2 separate regions of the Mus musculus genome follow, and region 1 is linked to region 2. A link is a loop called in an ENCODE intact Hi-C map of the cell type or tissue named here. Cell type or tissue: heart. All regions are shown on one strand. Each heading gives the region's core, and the rest is flanking DNA. Links, peaks and the distances in the headings are about the cores only.

Region 1 (10,664 bases), core at 852-8,851, 160 kb after region 2:
TTGTTGATCCTGTGGATCAAACTGAGACCATTAAGTTTGGCAGCAAGCTCCTTTATTCACTGTGTCACCTTGCCTAGCCAATAGTTATGTTTAAGTGCAGAACCATGAAGCACTTTCATGAAAAATAATCCCCAACAGTGTGTTCGAGATAGTAGTTTGTTGTGTAGCCCACGCTGGTTTTAACTGTGTAGTCCTCCTGCTTGGCCTCAATGGTGCTGGGATAGCTGATGTGCATCACCACGCCCAGCTGTGTGCCAGAGTTTTTACCACAGCCCCTTCCTGTCCTCATGGTCATTTCACCTTCTGACTTTTCCAGACTGTTCGGCTCTTGAGTCCTGCGTGGAACCCAGAGATCACCTGCTGGACATCAAGGCTCTATTTCTGTTTCTGATGACTTCAAGAATCTTCTCAATGGAAAACCAGGGACCTTCCCAGAAGGCCCAAGCTCATTTGGGTGGAGAATGTCCATTTCCCAGCTCCCTGACCCTCGTCAGCCACAGTGACAAAGTCAGACTTTATTAGGAGAAAGACCTAGGTCTTTACCTTGTGCTGGCATTCTATCTTCTCCTGGCCCAGCTTCTCCAGAAACCTGACCTGGGCTATTTCTTGGTTGAATTGATGGTGATTGTTTTGGTTTGATTTGGGTGTCTTTGTCTGTTTTTTTGTTTTTTTGAGACAGGGTTTTTCTGGTTAGCCCTGGCTATTCTGGAACTCACACACCAGACGGGCCTCAAACTCATAGAGATCCGCCTGTCTCTGCCTCTCAAGTGCTGGGATTAAAGGTGTATGCCACCACTCCTGGCCTTGCACAGATTGTCCTTAATTGATGTGACTCAGGCACCTGCTTGCCGGGCCAGCTATGACAGTCTAGCAGTCTCTTTTGCACTACCAGGTCTATGCTGGTGGACCCAACAGTCTGGGGCCAGTGAGGTCTTACTTCCAAACGTTTCCTCCTCACCCCATAACTGGGTCTACCTGGGGCAGCCAAAGATTGCTCCAACATTTGGAGGAGCCGGTCCTCCTCCCTTGGGACACCAGCCTCTTCTTTAGACACTAAGCTGTTAGCCATAACATACTCAGCTTCTCCAGAAGAGGCCTGTGGAAGAGGTGCTAGTGGTGATGTTAGCAGACACCTCTCTGTGCTTTCAAGCCACTTGTTAATAAAGTGACTTTGGGGCCACTCCTTTATTGTTGCTTGTGATGTTGGCAGCGTACTCTGAAGGTTTGGGTTTCTGGGTCTCTCTTTGAAGGAGGGGAGCTCAAGCTTGAGGTGCATGAGGTTCAGAGGCGACTACGCCATCAGCTCTGAGATGCGTTCCATCTAGAGATGGCCATGCCGGCAGTGCTGAGGGACTTTAATCAGCATTTGAAAGCTGTAGCAGCTGGCTTGCTTTGGGGCTCTCTTTTTGGATTGGTTTCTTTCTTTTCTTTTTAAAGATTGTTCTGTTTTATATGTATGGTATTCTGCCTGCATGCATGTCTGCACACATGTGGATGCAGGGCTTGCAGAGGCCAGAAGTCCTCTAATCTGCAGCTAGAGTTACAGCCAGTTGTGAACTGTCATGTGAGTGCTGGGTCTTTTGAGAGTGACCTGTGTCCTGAGCCCCTCATTTTGGCTTTTTTTTAAAGACAGCCCCAAACTGTGGCAGATGACCTTGAACTCCTTATCTTTTCAGTAGTGAGACAAGATCCCAATTGAGTACTACCATACCAGGTTTTTTTATTGGCTGGTTGGTTAGTCTTTGAGACCATCTTGATGGAATCTGTGCTGATTGAGAACTTTCCATTCTCCTGCCTCAGCCTCTTTAGTGCTAGAATCCCAAGTGTGTACTACCAACCCTAGTCATAATAGCATTTTACCCCAGGCTTCCCCGGGAACTATGGGGAAAACTCTGGTAATGTGGGAACTGGGTCAAGTCTAAGTTCAGGCTGCACAGCTGCTGCAGACATTGTTGATTGTGTCCTTCACACCCGCAGCATGCCTGAGCCTACCCACTTGCCTAGCATTGTAACATGCCACTCTGTTGGCTGATCCCCAGCCTTGGATAGTTGGGATGGCTTTCTGCCTTTCTCAGCTTAGGACTGTAGTTTCAGGAAAAAAAGGTTCCATTCATTCTGAAGAGGAATTGTGCTGAAAAAGAATGCTGTCATAGGGTTTGCACTTATTATCTCATTTGAGTTCTGATAAAGTGTTTTTGGACTACTTACTGTGTGTGTGAAAAATTGAAACCCATGAATCTTCTTGGTTTTTATTATTATTTATTTATTTATTTTTGGTTCTGGGCTAGGGCCTTTTGATGCCACTGAACCATATCACCAGCTCTATATGTGTGTCTGTTTGGAATGTTGTTCAGAAACTTCTCGTGGCTGGAGATGTAGTTCATGTAGAGTGACATAGTATAATTTTACAGGAAAGGACTGAGAGTCTGGCTCAGGGGTGGAGTTCCTGCCTAGAATTTCCCAGTGAGGGGCTGGGGTGTGTGGCTCAGGGATGGGGTCCCTTTCAGAACCATTTGAGACTCTCAAGTCAGATGTTCTAGAAGCTGTTAAGCAATAGCTCTTTCCCTTGCTATAACCAGATATATGTAACCTGAAGTGACAACCCACTTTGTGCTCCTGAAGGTTAAACCTGTTATCCCAACGTTACCACTGGGATATGGAGTTTCAGTTAAATTGTCTCTCACGCTTAAGAGCTACAAGATATGAAGTGCTGTCTTCTGCCTCCCACCACCCAGCCTGAACAAATAAGCCCTCTTTTTATCCCTTCTTTACAACACTGACAAACACACAGGTCAAGTTGTCCACAAGTGATCATGCTGGGATGCTGCAGAGCGGAGGACTGTGTTGTACTGGGTCTACCTGATTATAGTGTCGCACATACAGCCACAAGCATATGCTGTGTGCAAATAAAAAACAAAAGAGTTACCATGACAAACATTCAGTCTATCTACTCCTATCCTTACCCAGATAGCCTTATGAAAGTATACCACCAACAGAGAACTGAAGAGTTCAACTCATCACCTAGGACCCTCTGACTTTTCAGATGATGGCTGCCTGTAGGTCACTGAGCAGCTCAGAAGGGCAGTGCCTCTGGGCTGGCAGCAGTGTTCACTCCAAAGGGCCTTCAGGTTCTCTAGGCCTCACGCTGAGCAAGGCCCATCTCGAAGGATACAAGAGTCGCCAAGACAGCACCAACAGCAAGACCATGTGGAAGAAGCCATGGTATGTGAGGAGCAGGGTCCAGGGCCAATCATCCAGGGTGTAGCCATTCTGTAGCATCTGACTGGACAGGCACAGTACAGCCCTGCCACTTCGCAGCATCCCATGGATGCTCTGAGCTAATGGGCATTTCCTAGATGGAAGACATAAGCAAATCCTTAGCCTTCATTGTCTTCCTGGCTTCGAGAACAAAATGTGCCCGTGGTTACAGTCCTGCCATGTGTATGCTGTGGTTTATGGTAGCTTCTCTGGTGGGGTGCATAGCTTCTCAGGGGGGAGGCTCTGGATTGCTTGGTCCTGCCCCAGCAGGGAAGCTTCTGTTTGCTTTACTCTAAGTTTCTTTTCTTTCTTTTTTTTTTTTTTTTTTTTTTTGGATTTTCGAGACAGGGTTTCTCTGTGTAGCCCTGGCTGTCCTGGCACTCACTTTGTAGACCAGTCTGGCCTCGAACTCAGAAATCCGCCTGCCTCTGCCTCCCGAGTGCTGGGATTAAAGGCGTGCGCCACCACACCCTGCCCATTTTGATCCTTTAATGATTGTAACATACAGACTTGTAAGCTAGCTTCACCCACCCATGGTCGTCCATGCTCAGAGGCACCTGGAGCATAGCCCTCTAGGGAAATGTCTGTGGTGCATGAGGTTTCTTTGTGCATTATTACCTTAGTGTCTTAATAGCTAATTTTTTTTTAAATTATTATTTTTTTTTTATCTACACAAGTGTTTTGCCTGTATGTATGTGTGCATGCAGTGTCCATGGAGACCAGAAGAGGGTGCATGATCCCCTGGAACTGGAATTACGAATGTTTGTGAGCCACCATGTGGGTGTTGGGAATGGAACCTGGGTCCTCTGTAGAAGCAGCCATGCAAGGGCCACTCTGTGACAACCAGGCATTTTCCTTTCATGTATGAAGTATCTGAAGGTACCTTACATTTTCCTGTTTGATGAGAGATGTGTACCATATGTCTCAAGCAGAGCCATGCTTTAAAATACAAGGCTAGTGGTGGCAGCACACTCCTTTAACCCTGGCACTGGGGAGGCAGAGGCAGGAGAATCTATGTAAGTTCGAGGCCAGCCTGGTCTAGAGAGTTCCAGGACAACCAGGGCTACATAGAGAACCCCTGCCTTAAAAACGAACAACAACAAACAGAATGTATGGGTAAAACACTCATTTGCATGTGAGTGAGTAAATCACTATGGAGTGTCTAATGGGTGAGAAGGTTCAGCAGATACAGCACCTTCTGGGACCCACATGCCAGCTCCACAAGTTATCCTCTGACCCGGGAGGCATGGCCAACTGTCTGGGCTCATTGGTTAGGTTTGGTTTTCTTGCTGGGATGGCAGGCCAATATTGCCATATCCAGCTTAGAAAGGTGTTTGAACCCAGTCTGAGACTCATTTAGAAAACCAAGAGTTGGTGTGCCCCAGGAACCCTGAAGAGTAAGGACAGGGAAGGCTTGTTTGGTCCCTTTTGCCTAGGGTGACTATTGTACAGGTAGATGGAGGCTTCCACTCCAGCCCTCAAACCTCAGAGCTCTTTGAGCCTGGGGTGGGTGCTAGCAAGGCCTAGATGGACTGTGCTGGCCTCCAGCCTAAGTCAGACGCCTTTCCTCCCCTCCCTCCCTTCATCTTATGTAGCCCACATGGCCAACTTTGCTACTTGAAATTATTGCAGAATTTGAATCTTGTTTCCCATAGGTGACAGACATGCACAGCCACGCAGTTTTTCCTTCTTTCCTTTCTTGGGGCTTCATGCATGGTTTTGGTGACTTTTCCTGCGGTGGTAATGACCAAATGTCTATTCACCCCCGAAAAAACACCAGTCATAGACCAAAGAAAAGATTTCATTCAATCTAGTGGGGAGAACCTGCAAGGTTCTTGGATGCATGGAGGAGTGTGAGACTCAACGAATAGGCTCCCCGTGCAGTCTGCAAACTGCAGCCCTGGAGGTCCCTTCCCCTAGCTTACTTCTGCTGCCTTACAGTGCTGGGCGGGGCCTCCTCAGCTCAGAACTTTCTGGGCTTCTGAGTCTGGTAAATTGCTGGACCTTCTGCTTCTCCTATAAGGAGAATTTTAGTTCCCAAGTAATTGGTGCATAATAGCTGCAAAGCTAGTGTCCCCCAACTGAGCTGCACCCCAACACCAACGTTCTCCATTTCAGTTGTGTTCTGGGGAGGTCAAGGCTGCTGCTGGCCACTGCACTGGCTACTCTTAGGGAACACTCTTTGCCTCTGTATCCCAGCATACCTGAGACTTCCAGTAGGTCACTTTTTCAGAGTAAGGATTGTTGATTGTGGTAGTTCTCTCTGCCCCCACCCCCAATATGCAGCTTTTGGACAGTTGGCAGGCTCTAGCCTTGACTATTAGGATAGCAGTAACCTCAAAATAGCCCTAGCTGAGGAAAGGAGCTGCAAAGGGTGAGATAGCAGCCAGGAACAGGAAGAGTTTCCCACCTCTGGTGGCAAGAGACCTGAGTACCTTCTTACCCTGCCATAACAAAATGGCATACACTTCATGCCTCACAATAATGTGCACTTATTCTCTGTTAGTTCGGGAGTAAGAAGCCCACGATAGGGGTCCCAGCATCCAGGCTCCTGCCAGAGGCTGCAGTGGCGAATCTTTCTTCCTGTATAGGCTGACACACAACCACTCCATGGTATGATTAAAGGGAAGGTTTTTTTTTTTTTTTTTATTGTAGGTGTGTGTGTGAGAGAGAGACAGAGAAACAGGCAGACAGGCAGAGTGGTCTCAACAGGGCCATCAGATTGGACCGTGATGGGATAAAGAATTGGAGAGCTGGCTCAGCGGTTAAGAGCATTGGCTGCTCTTCCAAAGGACTCAGGTTTGATTTCCAGCATCTACACAGGAGCTCACAACTGTCTGTAACTCCAATGCTAGGGGAGCTGATTCTTCTGGCCTGCTTGGACACTGCATGCATATGGTTTACATGCATGCAAGCAAAACACCCACACATGTAAAATAAAACATTTTAAAAATACTGTGTAGCTGGGTGGTGGTGGTGCACACCTTTAATCCCAGCACTTGGGAGGCAGAGGCAAGCAGATTTCTTGCTCTCACTCTGTAGACCAGGCTGGCCTCGAACTCAGAAATCTGCCTGCCTCTGCCTCCCAAGTACTGAGATTAAAGGCGTGTGCCACCACTGCCTGACCTCCTTTTCCTTTTAAAAGATTTATTATATGTAAGTACATTGTAGCTGTCTTCAGACACACCAGAAAAGGGCAGAGGGCATCCAATCAGATTGCAGATGGTTGTGACCCACCATGTGGTTTCTGGGATTTGAACTCAGGACCTCCAGAAGAGCAGTCAGTGCTCTTAACTGCTGAGCCATCTCTCCAGCTCTCGCTCTGAGCCCTGCTCATTCCACAACACTGCTGATCTCTTAACACTAATTTCTTAGCTCCAGTAGTCCCTTCTATTTTTGACTAAAGCCAGAGTCACATGGCTGAAGCTGCCAAGTTCTGCTGCTTGCAGGAGCTGGAACATGGCTCCCTAGTTTTATTACATTATTACCAGCTTTGTTTTCCAACTCCTTCATTGCCTAAGCTTGGCAGTCCTGGATCTTTTTCTATAGATTGACCTTGAACTCAGAAATTTGCATGTGTTTCTCCTGAGCAATAGGATTAAAGGTGTGGTCCATCAAGGTTGGATTTAAACTTTTCTTCACCTAGAACTTGCTCTTTCTCAGGCTGATCTTGAATTCAGAGATCTTCTTGGCTTTATGTCTTGGGATTAAAGTTGTGCACCACCATGCCTGGATCTAAACTTTGCTAGGTAAGATCTTGCCCCAAAGTCCCACTCCTTTAATTCAATCTAATATCCTTGAACAGAGGATTAGCTCCACTTCATTTGCTGGTGCCCTTTCTAATACTCGAATCATACATTTTATATTTTTCTCTTCTAAACTTGCCACACTTTCAAAATGCTCTTCATAAGACTTATCCAGAGAATAGTTTCTGCTAGGTTTTTTTTTTTTCTTTTTCTTGGATATTTTCCTTTTTTTTTTTTTTAATTGGATATTTTCCTTATTTACATTTCAAATGTTTTTCCCTTTCCAGGTCTCCCCTTTTAGAATCTCCCTGTCCTATCCCCCCTCCCTCTGCCTCTATTAGGGTGTTCCGCCACCCACCCACTCCCATCTTCCCTCCCTGGCAACCCCCTACACTGGGGCATCTCCTCCCACTGATGTCCAACAAGGCCATCTTCTGCCACATATGCGACCGGAGCCATGGGTCCCTCCATGTGTATTCTTTGGTTGGTGGTCCAGTCCCCAGGAGCTCCAGGGGGTCTGGCAGGTTGATACTGTTGATCCCTCTATGGGGCTGCAACCCCTCTCAGCTCCTTCAGTCCCTTCTCCAACTCCTCCATTGGGGACCCCATGCTCAGTCCAATGGTTGGCTGCGAGCATCCTTCTCTGTATTAGTTAGGCTCTCGAAGAGCCTCTCAGGAAGCAGCCATCAGCAAGCACTTCCTGGAATCCACAATATCGTCCAGGTTTGGTGACTGTATATGGGATAGATCCCCAGGTGGGCAGTCTCTGGATGGCCCAGAGACTTCAGTGTCTGCTCCATACTTTGCCTCCATATTTCCTCCTGTGAGTATTTTGTTCCCCCTTCTAAGAAGCACTGAAGCATTCACATTTTGGTTTTCCTTCTTGGGCTTGATATGGTCTGTGAATTGAATCTTGGATATTCTGAACTTACTAGTAAGTACATACCGTGTTCTGTTAGGCTTTTTTGAGACTTCCTTTATCAATGCAATTAATATAAATCTCTTTATCTTAAACTCAGGTAGACTCTTCAGACAAGGGCAAAAAGCAGCCATATTCTTCACAAAAATACCATAAAAACAGCCTCTATGCCACATACTAAAATTCTCCTCTGAAACCTCTTGGGCCAGATCTGCACAGTTGAAGTTACTCTGAGCAACAAAGTTTTCCACATTCCTACTTTATGGCCCATTAAGCCCCATTTAAAGCATTCCACCATTTTCCAAACCCAAAGTCCCAAAATCCACATTCTTCCCAGCAAAAGCATGGTCAGGCCTATCACAATACCCCAGTCCCTGGAATCAACCTCTTAGTTAGGGTTTTACCCCTGTGAACAGATACCATGACCAAGGCAACTCTTATAAGGACAACATTTAATTGGAGCTGGCTGACAGGTTCAGAGGTTCAATCCATTATCATCAAGGCATGGCAGCATCCAGGCAGGCATGGTGCAGGTAGAGCTGAGAGTTCAACATCTTCTGAAGGCTGCTAGTGGAAGACTCAATTCCAGACAGTTAAAAGTAGAGTCTTAAAGCCCATGCCCACAATGCCACATCTACTCCAACAAGCCCACACCTCCTCTAATAGTGCCATTCCTGGGCCAAACATGTACAAACCATCACAAATGGCAACCTAGACTCCAATGTTATTTGGAACCTTTACAATTACTATGCATGATTGGGGAAATGGAAAGAGATTCCCTATGTCCATGTCTGTCCGGGCCCACGGGTCAGTCAAACAGGGTCTGAGGAACCACCTGTGGAGAGAACGGGGAGCGAGGAACACAAAGAACTGACAGCAAGTCTGATTGATCAAGCTGTCAAACTTTATTTTTCCCAGGTAGGTTTTACGCCCATGAAGCAGGATATGGGGAGAGGGATGACACAGAGTCGCTTTGCTTCTGGGAGAATGCACCTGTTCCCAAAAGCAGGAGATTGGCTAGGTAAAACACAGCAGGAGAAACAGAACAGAATGGGTTGCTAGGTACCTGTCCACAAGATCTATAGCTATTTGTTCTTAACTGGAGGTAGTACTTTCCTACAGAGGCCTCAACTTTTCCCACAAAAATCTTAACTAATCTAGTACTTTTCCACCAAGGCCAAAACTTTGTAACTAAGCACTTATGGCTGACAAGGCAGTTAACATTTAAACAGGGTCGCTCCCAACAAAAGCCTTCTCTTATCTCTGCTCCAAGCCCTCTCTCTGTTCTTCCTGACCCATTACCCAGCTCCTCCTACCCATGAAGCCCAAACCAGGTGAGTTCTCTACTGCTTTCACTTGGCCTCAACCCACAGCTCCTTTTCTGGTCTTTTCTGTCTCCCTTCTCCCTCTCCAGCCACAGGCCATGCTTGTCAAATCTTGCTGGCACTCACTTTATGCCCACTGGTGGCCCTTGACCTGCTAGTCATTCCCACACTGTGATGGAGCCCCCTCTCTAACTCCCCTTACCCAGCCCACCTCTGCAAGTAGTGACAGGGTGGATGGCTTCTCACTGAGTGAACTCTCTCTGATAGAAAAAAGACTGGGAGCCAGGCAGCGGTGGCACAGTCACCAAACCCATAATCCCAGCATTCTGGAGGCAGAGGTAGATAAATCTCTGAGTTTAAGGCCAGCCTTGTCTACAGAGCTTGTTCCAGGCAGCCAGGGCTATGAAGATGAAAGGAAAAAAAAGATTGGAGTCCTATATCACTAATCTCTCTCTCTCTCCACTTCTATTAAAGAATTCTGATATATTGTCAAATCATACAAACTTTGTTTGTTTGTTTGTTTGGTTTGTTTTTTTCCAAGACAGGGTTTCTCTGTCTAGCCCTGGCTGTCCTGGAACTCACTCTGTAGACCAGGCTGGTCTCAAAATCAGAAATTTGCCTGCCTCTGCCTCCCAAGTACTGGGATTAAAGGTGTGCACCACCACACCCGGCTCAAATCATACAAACTTACTTTCCATGATGTTTACAGGATTCTCACCACCATCCTTCTCCCAAGGAGCACAGGTGAGTCAGACTGGGCTGAAGTACGTGCAAGATGAGGTCCACCAAAGTAGGCTGTCCACCTGGCTGGGACTGAGATGGTCCCTGATTGGGGTCCTGGGAGGGACTACAATACTCCAGAGGGCATTTTAGCTAGAGATCAATTTATTACTTGCCTCCTTACCAGTCTTTATAAGGAAAGTGGCCATCCAGGACAAACATGAAAACCCATCTCAATTCCTAGACTGTGTTAGAAAGCTCTCTTTTAACAATGCAAATCCTGAGACCCCCATATAGGAAACAACTCCTTATGACCAACTTCTCCCAGATTTTCCCTGATATTAGTGACAAACTTAAAAACCCAGAGAACCACCCCACCCCCGACTCCACAGGCAGAAGTCTTAGTGCTAGCCTTCAAAGTGTACCATGGGAGAGATGAGAAAGCCTGAAAACAGCAGGTGTGGAGGCACATACCTTCAATCTCAGCACTTGGGAAGCAGAGGCAGGTGAATCTCTGAGTTCGAGGCCAGCCTGATCTACAGAGTGAGTTCCAGAACAGCCTGGTCTACAAAGTGAGTTCCAGGACAGCCAGGGCTACACAGAGAAACCCTGTCTTGAAAAAAAAAATTGAAATTTTCTTTTGTCAATGCATTTAATAAAAATCTCTTTACCTTAGCCTCAGATAGACTCCTCAGA
Region 2 (10,664 bases), core at 1,046-9,045:
TCAGTGACCCAGGAAAAGGTCCTGCTTCCCCTGAAGAGCTTGGTCAGAAGAGCAGCAGCAACACAAGGAAGTCACATTTCTCCCACCTCTGAGTGCCAGTGGGGATTCTGAGGAAACAGCTCCCAGGATGCTTGCTGAGGGAGAAACAACAGCAGGTGAATGTGCTCCAAGCCTCCCGCTTGTGGCTGGGCATGGTTATCTGGCCCCTCCCTTCACAGGAGGCAGGTAAGATAGGGTCTTACTCTGTAGGCCACGCTTGGCTCTGAACTCATACCATCTCCTGAGTGCTGAAATGACACCTTGAATCAAAGCACCCAGCTCAGCTTGACCCTCTGTGTTGTCAACTGGGGCCCTGGTGCTTGTTACCTGGCTTTCAGCTGCTACAGCAAGGGCACAGGTGTCATGGTAGAGGACAGAATTCCTCTCAAGAAAGAATGAATGAAAGGCTCAGAAACCCTGCTACAGGCATCCCAACAGCTGGAGACTCCCTCAACACCTTTGTCAGCACATAAGGGAACAGTGTTCAAATGTGGCTGTCAAGGGAGGAAGGGAGGGAGGGAGGAAGAGAGAGAGGAAGGGAGGAAGGGCACTGCATTTCAAAAACTGAAGCTAGGATGCTAAGAAAGTAGGTGCCTATCACCCCAGTGCTCTGGAACCTAAAGCAGGAGAATGTCTAGTTCCAGAGCCAGGCTGGGCTACAGAGACCATGTCTCAAATAAGGAAAACAGCAAAATAGAAAAATGACTGAAAGACTGGAAATCAGCAGGATGCTGACATGTGGTAAAGTTTGGAATCCCGACTTAGAAAGCAATAAACACCTGAGTCAGAATCCCGGGTGAGCAGTTCATTCTCTGTCACCAAGATTAAGGGGCTCCAGAGTACCCTGAAGGAATGTGACTCAGGACAGGCACAGGTGCCCTGTTCATGGATCTAAGACCATCTTGGTCATCCTTTCTGTAAGCACAGGGGCCCCTTGGTCATCTAAGTCACCTATGAAGGGAACAGCCCGCCCCCATGACTCAGACTCCACTTCCTACCAGCTACCACTACCCACAACTTAGCTTTCTAGTGAGTGGCATCCTGAGTTCTTATATCATGCATGCCCCAGGAACTGCTCTTTGCTCTTGACACAGCTCACACTGCCTTGTATCACACAGAATCCAGAAGCTCCTTCTGTTAAGGCCCTGGTGGTCACAGTTCCTGAGTTCCAGGTACAGGTGGAAAATGGAAGACTGTGAAAACTCAGTGGCATGTGCTTCCAGGAGTCCCCTCTGAAAACTGGGCAGCGCTGGGCTTCATGAGGCATGCAGATGGGCACAGCAGGCAGAACTTATTCAGGAGCCACTTGGAGGGCCTGTGAGGCCACACTACCCTTCCAGAGTCCCTCTCCAACCTCACTGAAAGCCTGTGGTGGCAGCTCTCATGTGATCCTAGCATTGGGAAGACTAAGGAATGAGGATGAGGTTCAGACTGTCTAAGCTAAGGTGAGAGTAGCAACGTGGAGAACTACAGACAGCAGGCTGCAGAGCCCAACCTGAGCTGAGAAAAGAGCATTTGACAATCCTATGACACAGTGAAAGAAACACTTATTCCCATGCACATAGCTCAACTATCTCGACTTTACTGGTGGCCTGAGATCAATGGAAGCCATAAGATGGCAGTGCATACGTACTTGGCCTGGTAGACTTATTGGGAAAGCCTGGAGGCCAGACCTCAGTGACTAGTGATTCAATGATCCTGAAATCTCCTCCCAAACGCCCACCCCCACCTGCTGGGGACTAAACCCAGGACTTTGCCCGTGCTAAGTGTACTATTCCACACTGAACCACACCCCAGCCACTATACTTGATGGGACGAAAAGGCTGTCTCTGTGTTTGTCTGGTCATGCACTAGAGAACCTAGAAAAAGAATAGGTTGTACAAAGGCTTCCAGCAACATCACAAATGCCTAGCTGTGCTCCCTGTGGGTGCGACTCTCGAGGTCCACATCACTCAAGCGAAGCCTACCTGGCTGCTCAGCGGCGACTGGATGTTCAGCTTGCCGTTCTTGGGAATGTCTATACGGTATCCAAGCGGAAGGAAAGCATTAAACCCCACGATGAGGTCAGGGTGCTCATGGAAGAGCTGGGACACACGCCTGATCACACCAGGAGTGTCGATGCTGGAAAAAAGAAACACAAGTGGGCAAGAGTCCTAAGAGTGAACTCCCCCAGATGCCCTCGAGATCACCTCAGCCCAGGCTTAGTTGACGGCGAAGACTCTGAAAATGGGCCCCACCATGTTGTTTTGTTTGTTCCCTTAGAGACAGGGTTTCTCTGTATAGCCCTGATGACCTCCATATGCTTGCCTCTGCCTGAGATTAAAGGTATGCACCACTATGCCCAACTGAACAAATGGGCCCCACCATGTAAAATCACCTGTGGCTAGGTCTAGCAAGAACTATAACTAGACATAACTATATACATGATAGTTTTGTGTGTGTGTGTGTGTGTGATGTATATAACACACTACATAACTATATTTCCAGGCCATTTGAGCTCCTGGGCCCAATTCTGAAGATGTCTCAAGAGTTAGGTGCTGGGCTGAGACTCAACAGGACACAGTTCTCCAAGCAATGTGAGAAATTCCCTCATATTTTATGAATTAGGGAAAGGTAAGGATACACTTTCATTTTTTTACTAAAGGAAGTGTTTAAACACCAGAGCCTTCAAGTTAGGGGACTGGTAAAGTTGAAATGACATGAGGGTCTTCTTCTGGCTTCAGTACCCTGAATATCCACAAGAAACCAGCCCAGGCCGTCTACACTTCCTGAGAGCAGACAGGCAGGTCAGTACCAAGATCTGTGGGAAGCGGTCTGACTGACAGCCTGGGTTCTAGCTCCACCCACCTGTCACTAGGATGAGTCCCTTACCTAAACCAAGCCACACCTCCCAGAAGATTCTAGAAGACACGGACATTAACTCAGAAACAACCCAATACGCCTAACTGCTCTGTGTCTACAAAACAGTTCCTGTTCATACCACACTGGTTCCAGATTAGTAAGTGCTATTGAAAAGCATCGTAGGGACAAGAGCTAAGAGATCATAAGTAATATTTTCCTGCAGTATTAACAAAAAATGCTTCCCCAAACAATCAAAATCTGTACCCCATTTATTTTCTGTATTTGGGCATGTACCACAGATCTCAAGGGCAGGTCAACAACTTGTAGGAGTTAATTCTCATCTCTCTAGGGCTGAAACTCGGGTGGTCAGGCTTGGTGGCTGGCACTGCTACCCTCTGGGACATCTTACCCACCCCCAAATCAACATTTTAAATAAAGACTACACCCAACACTCCCTGTTCAGGCCTCGATTCCCCAATTCCTTCACCCCTTCCAGGAATCCCATCAGTTCCTCAGAACCACCTCATCTTGCGACTGTTTTAGAAGAGATTCCCAGGGCCCTCCAATCCTGTGCATGATTAACAGCTGAGGAGACACAGTGTAGTTGGTTTGGGGGTTAGAGGGCTCAGCCCCCAGCTCCTGGGTGTACAAGGCCCTGCAGATTACCTCTGGCTTTTGAACTCCTTCATGATCTCCAGGAAGCCGTTGTAGGTGGCAGGGTCACTGCCAAAGCGGATCTTCACCTGGTCGAGGTAGGTGAGAGCGTCCTCCACCTGTGGGGAACAAGAAGGCCAGAGGTGGGCCAGGGTCGCGCGATGCAGTGACTGATGGCTGGAAGGCCAGGGATAGAAGAGGGGTGGCACGGGGCAGCAGAGGGCCGCGAGGATAACTGCGGTGTTACTGGGAGGGCCGACGTCCGACTAGAAGGACCGAGAGCCTGCGGGTAGGACCAAGAGCCTGCGGGTAGTCCCGAGAGCCTGCGGGTAGTCCCGAGGGGCCTCGAGGAGTTCCGGGTTGGACCGAGGACCGGCGGGGACGACCGAAGGGTCTCGAGGAGGACGCGAAATCCCTTGGAAGACCGAGGGGCGTAAAAGGGAAACTACGGGCCAACTAGGAGGATCGAAGGTTTTCGGGGTGCACCGAAGGGTCCCGGGGATGACAGGGATCGCAGGAATGACTGAGAGATGTCGAGAAAGACCTCTGTATCTCTGAGAAGTCCGAGGAGCGGCGGAAATGAATTGTTAGGGGGAAACCGAGGGGCTGCCGCGAAGACCGAAGGATTCCGCGGAAGGGGTGTGGGGTCCCCGGGCCCGGCTGCGCAGAGAGGAGGCCAAGGCGGGGCCGCACGGCGGGGCGCCATCCCCGCGGGGGTCCGAGTCCCCAGGAAGAGGCTAAGGACATCACTCACGTGCACCGGCAGCTTCTCGTGCCCTCCGGAGCCCGAACGACCCCAGCGGGAGCCACCGAATCCCCGGCCCGCGGAGCCTCCGCTGCCTGCATGCGCCATGTTGGAAGTCAGAGCCGCTTCTGCCCCGCCTCCGCCTGAGCCCTGGTCGCGCTTGCGCGGGCCCCGCCTCCTAGGGGGTGGAGACTCGTGGCGTCAAATAGGGGAGTGTCCACATAAGGGCCTTGCTGGACGGGGCGGGAGGTCTTTCTCAACTTATGTGCCCTGGGGGTCTGTGGCCACCTGGAAGGCCTAAAGTGTTTTTTGATTTGTTTTGTTGGAGGGAAAGAAAGTAAAGCAAAGTTGAAGAATATTTCAAAACGCATTAATTCTATAAACTTCACATTTCAGTGTGCAGGCTCGCTTGTGATCTCAGTACCGGGGAGTCTGAGAGGAGACCACTGAGAGGTCTAACCTAAACTGGGGTACATAGTTAAGACTGCATCTCTAGGGGCTGGAGAGATGGCTCAACGCTCAACGGTAAGAGCACCGACTGCTCTTCCGAAGGTCCTTAGTTCAAATCCCAGCAAATACATGGTGGCTCACAACCACTCGTAATGAGATCTGACGCCTTCTTCTGGTGCATCTGAAGACAGCTACAGTTTACTTATTTATAATCATAAGTAAGTCTTTGGGCAGGAGCGAGCAGGGTTGGCAGGAGCGAGCAGAGGTCCTAAAATTCAATTCCCAGCAGTCACATGAAGGCTCACAACCTTCACTGTAGTGTACTCAAATACATTAAATAAATAAAACTTAAAAAAAAAAAAAGAAAAAAGACTGCATCTTTAAAAAAAAAAATGACAGTTAGGTGTTGACCTTGTCTCAAAAAGAGAGAGAGGGAAAACAAGCTTAGATGTCTGTGTTGACCCAAGACCTCAATAGTGATATTTGCAAGGCTCTGGTGCTTTCTGGAACAAGTTTCTGAATGTCTATTCTGTGAGGTTGATACAGCAATGGGCTGTAGGTGAGCAGCATCCATTCAAGAGCCATGTGGACTGAATTCTTGCACTGGGTGTGTATGTGTGTGTGTGCACGTGTGTGTACATATGTGTAGGTAAACTCACTCCTGTGTGTGTGTGTGTGTGTGTGTGTGTGTGTGTGTGTGTACAGAGACCAGAGATGGGCACAATCTTTTATCACCCAGCCCTTGTGTTTTGGGGGCAGCATCTCTTACTGAACCTGTAGCTCATTGTCTTCACTTGATACAGTGGCCATGGGTCCACCTGTCTCCACAGTAGTGCTGGGGTCACAGCCCCTAGTCTGGATCCTCCTGCTTGCTTAGAGCAAGCTCTTTACCCATTAACTCCTCTCAGAGTGACATTCCTTGATTCCGTTCACAAATGTGTGCAAACCTGGATCATGGGACCTCTGCTTCCAGGCTGACCTATCCTCCGTTCCAAACACCTACATAGTGGCTCACAACTGCTTGTAACTCCAATTTCAGGAGATCTGGCACCTTCACTGACCTCTGTAGACACTAGGCACATGTGGTACACATGTGATACATGCCAATTGAATATCCATATATTCATAAAACAACTTTTAAATTTAAACAAGGTGGAAATCAGAAGAGGAAACTACTTGATGTGGACCTCTGGCCCCCACATGCTTCCATACACACATGCATCCCTATGTGCACATGATAACATAAGGACCTAATCAGCTCTCACCCCTTAGCTTCCTCCCTGCTGCCAGTGCCCTCCACGCTGTGAGGATGTGCTCCCAGCACATGCCAGCCAAATCCAAACTCCAGCAATCACCGGGCATGTCAAAAGTAATGGGGCTTTATACACATACTTATGACCCCAGAAGAGGTGGTTTTCTGGCAGGCATGGTGGCCAGCAATGAAGCAGTAGTGACAGAATCCTAGAGCAAGGTGGCAAGCCAAGATGACTACATTGGCCAGGTTAAGCGACTGCAATGTTAGTTTTGAGTCATTTGGAAAGAGGGAACCTCAACCAAGAAAATGCCTCCATCTAGCTGGCCTGTGGGCAAGTCTGTGGGGGATTTTTCTTAATTGATGGTTGATGTGGAAAGCTCCAGCCCACTGTGGGTTCTGACTATCCTGGGCTGCTGGTCCTGCTGAGTTTAAGAAATCAGGCTGAGCAAGCCAAGGGGAGCAAGCCACTAAGCAGCACCCTCCATAGCTGGAGCAAAACACACACACCCATGCTGCCTCCTGTCATAGTGTTTCATCGAAGCAATGGAAACCCAAGGACATCAGGAGACCCTGAGGTATGTAAGGTAAAAAGTGGTCAAGGTAGACACCTAAGGCTAACCTGTGGCCATCAAGTGAATATACACATGTATGTATATGGTCCCATGTACATGAGACTAAACATACAGACAAGAGAGACAGAGAGACAGACAGAGACAGACAGAGACAGAGAAGCTGGCTATGGTGATGCCCACCTGCATCCCAGTACTCTGGAAGTGAGACTGGAGGATCATTAGTTTGAGGCCTGCCTGGGCTACAGAGACACCATCTCCAAGCTATAGCCCCAACAAAAAGGAAGGAGAGTATACCAGGTAGGCCTGGCCTCAGAATACTGACAAAAGGGTTAGTCTTCTGGTCAGTGACAGAGCACCAGGCCTACTGGCTATCTCCCAGAGACAAGCAAGTCCCTGGGAATTGAGGTCTGGCCTTGAGCTGAGTGCCTGGAGGAGCTGACATCCTGTGAGATACTGAACAAAGAGCCCTGTGACACAGAGCAGAATTGTTGACCTACAGGAACAACAAGATAAAAACGTGGTGGCATTGGACAGATCTTGCAACAATTTGTTACTGAGCCAAAAAAAAAAAAAAAAAAAAAAAAAAAAAAACTTAGCCCCAAAGTCCTTGTCCCAGAAAGCTTCTTCCCAGGGTACCAGCTGAGTGCTGAGTCAGAGATCACAAATCCTGCTCTACCCAAAAAGAAGGGCTCACTATGAGGGGCTGATTGTATGTGGAGCAGGAAGATTGGAGATGACTCAGTAGGTAGATCGTACACCACGGAAGTATTAGGATCTGAGTTCAAATCCCACATATCTACATAAAGCAAGATACAGATGCCGAAGTCTGTCTTCCAAGCATTTCTGAGGAAGTTGAGCATGGAGACAGGAAACCTGGATACTCACAGGCCAACCTGGGATACATGAGAACCTCTCTCACAAAAACACACAGGGGGCTGGAGTCATGGCTCAGCGGATAAGAGTCCAGACTCCTCTGGCAGAGGACCTGGGTTCAGTTCCCAGCACAGGTGTGAGGTGGCTCACAAACATCTGTAACTCCAGCTCCAAGGAATCAGGCACCCTTGTCTGGCCTCCACAAGCACCAGCACTCAAGTGCGCCCACACAATTAAAAATAATACATCTTTAACAATGAACAACAATGGGCAACAGAGATGGCTCAGTGGTTAAGAGCACTGGCTCTTCTTGCAGAAGACCTGGGTTCAAACCCCAGCACCTATATGGTGGCTCACAACTGTCTATAACTCTAGTCCCAGAGACCTAAAGCTGTCTTCTGGCCTCTATGGGCACTGTATATATGTGATACACAGACATACATACAGGCAAAATCCTATACACATAACAAAATAAATTTTAAATTTTAAAAAAGAATTCTTGCTGCTCTTATATGTAGCACAAGTCCCGTTGTCAGCACCCACACCACGCAGCTCACAGCTGCCTGTTACTCCAGCTCTCAGCGATGTGACATTACCCTTTTCTGGCATCTGGGCAATGCACTCAAGTGCACAAACCACACGCGTGTGTGTGCACGCATGCACGCACACACAGTTTAAAAGTAATAAAAATAAACATCTTTTTATTTAAGGCAGCACAAGTGTGGTGGTGCGTTCCTTTAATCCTAATACTCAGAGTGCAGAGGCAGGTGGATCTCTGTGATTTCAAGGCCAGACTAGTCTATATAAGGCCAGTCCAAACCAATCAGGGCAACATAGAGAGAGCCAGTCTCAAAAAAAACAAATCTACAGGAAAACAAAACAAAAGGACTATATAAATAAAGGCTTATTGGCTTTAATCCCTTGTGTTGGGTTATTGGATGCGCCTTAAGTCTCATACCTGAGGTAGGTGTCTTGCATGGCTCCCCTGAAATGGCTCAGCATCTGGTATAATTATTTACACCCTGGGGAATGGATCAATTATTTGTGGTTGAGCTTTCTGAGCCTGTGAAAATATATCCAAGGTATTCAATCCAAAAATAGAGTTATTTATTTATTTATGTATTTATGTATTTATGTATTTATGTATTTATGTATTTATTTATTTATTGTGTGTATGGAAGTCAGTTCTCTCCTCCCACCATGTGGGTTCTGAGGCCCAAACTCAGGGCATCAGGCTTGGTGGCAAGTGCCTTTACCCACTGAGCTGTCTTGATGGCCTGAAAGACTCATTATGACTCCAAGTTTTATTGGCTTTTTTTTTCTTTGAAGTGGGACAGTTGCCCCCTCTGTGCTTTTTTTAATCACCCCGTAGACCAGGCTGGCCTCAAATTCACAGAGATCCACCTGCTTCTGCCTCCAGAGTGCTGGGATTAAAGGTATGTACTGCCATAGCTGGCCCTTTGTTTTGGGGTCCATGACAGGCAGCTGCCCATCTCATGGTGGCCCAGAAAGAGAGAGAAAGAGACAAGTGTCCTTCAATGTCTTCCAATATCACATAACCCAACTTCTTCCCACAAGACCTGGCCTCCCATAGGCCTACTTCCTCCCAGTGGGAGCATCCTAGAGAAATAGCTCCCTTTCCTTTTGGTTTTTTTGTTTTTTTGTTTGTTTGTTTGTTTGTTTGTTTGTTTGTTTTCTGAGACAAAAATCCCACTGTGCAGCACAGACTTGCCTCGGACAATAGCTATCCTCTTGCCTCAGCCTTCCAAGTGCTGGTATTAGCAGGTGCATCATCCCACCCATATGATGACTTTGTACTTAGGCTTTTGGGGTACATTTCAGATCTGTACCATAGCAGTAGATGAACTCACCATCCTTAAGAGCATTTGTGCTGTGGTTCAGTCAGGTTCATAAAGAAAGCAATAGGTTCAAGGATTCAAATACCTCTGGCTGAGGCTTGTCTTGAGTCCTCCAGTGAAGGGCTGGATTAGGGGTGGAGCCCCTGCCTAGAATTCTCCAGTGAGGGGCAGGGTGCATGGCTCAGGTAGTCCCTGACCAGCATATAGAAGACAGAGTTCCATCCATAACACCCCCCTACCCCCATAACCTAAAATAGAATTTAACATAAATTCATAATGCTAGTAATGCTATGAGCCAGAAAGGCGATGTCACTATTCTGTTTAGGATAGTTTTCTCTGTTGTCTGAGAGTGATTGTTGAAAATGAGCCTTCATGGCCTGTGTTCCATGACAAGTGATGAGGTCACGTTCGTATATGAGAGTATAAGGTGGAGACAGGAATGCTTCGCCCTTGCTGCTGGTCAGTACAACATGCTACAGTCTTCCTCAAAGCACATAGCTTGTTAACATCTACAAAGGCCAATTTCTTCTTTGTTATATTTTTTATTTTTTCCAGACAGGGTATCATGCTGTAGCCCAGGCTATCATGAAACTCACTGTATAGTGCAGGATAGCCTTGAGTGCTGGGAGGACAACTGTTATATGAAAACAAGTTAACTGGTTGTGATGGTCTTTAGTCCCAGCACTCTAGAGGCAGAGGCAGGAGATCTCTGTCTGACCCACATAATGAGTTCCAAGACAACCAGTATTACATAGATTCTATCTCAGAGCAAACAAATAAACCCAAACAAAAAAACTTATCTAAAACAAAACAAAAAAAATGAAAAGAAAAGAAAGAAAAAGCAATGTGAACATGGTGGTTAAGTGTCTTTGTGGGCTTGACCCGCTATGAGTTGCATAGGAGATGCTTGTCTAAGAAGACTGTGTCCAGGGGCCTGACTTGAATAAAAAGAGGAGACTGAGAAATCCAGCTGCATGTTTGTTCTGCTCATCTGCCCAAATGTGAGTCACAGTCCAGAGCTGCTCCTCAGACCATGAGCCAAAATAGACCCTCTCTGCTGGATGGCAGTGGAACCAGAGGACTCATAAGACTCAAAAGAAACCAACTTCACCTGGCTGGGAAACTGAAACTGCTCATTCCTGGGGAGGAGGCTGGGCCAGCCCATGTGTGCTAGAACAATCAGCCACATTTTACAGAAGAAGGGCCTTTGCTCTGGGTCCAGAGGGCTAGGCCTCCTAGAAGAAAGACACTGACTAGAACAGTGCAAATTGAGTGGAAAGGAGACAGCACATGGCTTCCTAGCTCCCAGTGGGCACCCAGGGACTACCTCAGCGGCACACACAAGCAGACGCCATGATGATCATCCTGACTGGTAG

Evidence for each region. Peaks named below come from ENCODE experiments on the same cell type or tissue, not always from the same donor. Only the 100,000 strongest peaks of a DNase experiment are listed, where the experiment ranks them.
Region 1: a loop joins it to region 2, with 3 times the contacts of the local background. A loop is called at or near these places in 5 of 42 quality-filtered maps.

The regions. Positions count from the first base shown.
Region 1 is chr8:72,557,461-72,568,124 of GRCm38, reverse strand. It overlaps Smim7 (small integral membrane protein 7), which reads left to right. Exons shown (of 5, transcript NM_172396.3): 5 at 317-2,927. The coding sequence ends at 332. Among named protein-coding and RNA genes, the nearest start is that of Smim7, 8.3 kb to the left of the region's middle. In heart, for the core only: a CTCF peak has its summit at 3,974 (motif pointing right); no DNase peak of the experiment used is centred there.
Region 2 is chr8:72,717,033-72,727,696 of GRCm38, reverse strand. It overlaps Sin3b (transcriptional regulator, SIN3B (yeast)), which reads right to left and starts at 4,427. Exons shown (of 19, transcript NM_009188.4): 1 at 4,289-4,427; 2 at 3,547-3,653; 3 at 2,007-2,160. The coding sequence starts at 4,387. In heart, for the core only: no CTCF peak of the experiment used is centred there; a DNase peak (open chromatin) is centred at 4,456; H3K4me3 peaks cover 1,710 bases; H3K27ac peaks cover 1,149 bases.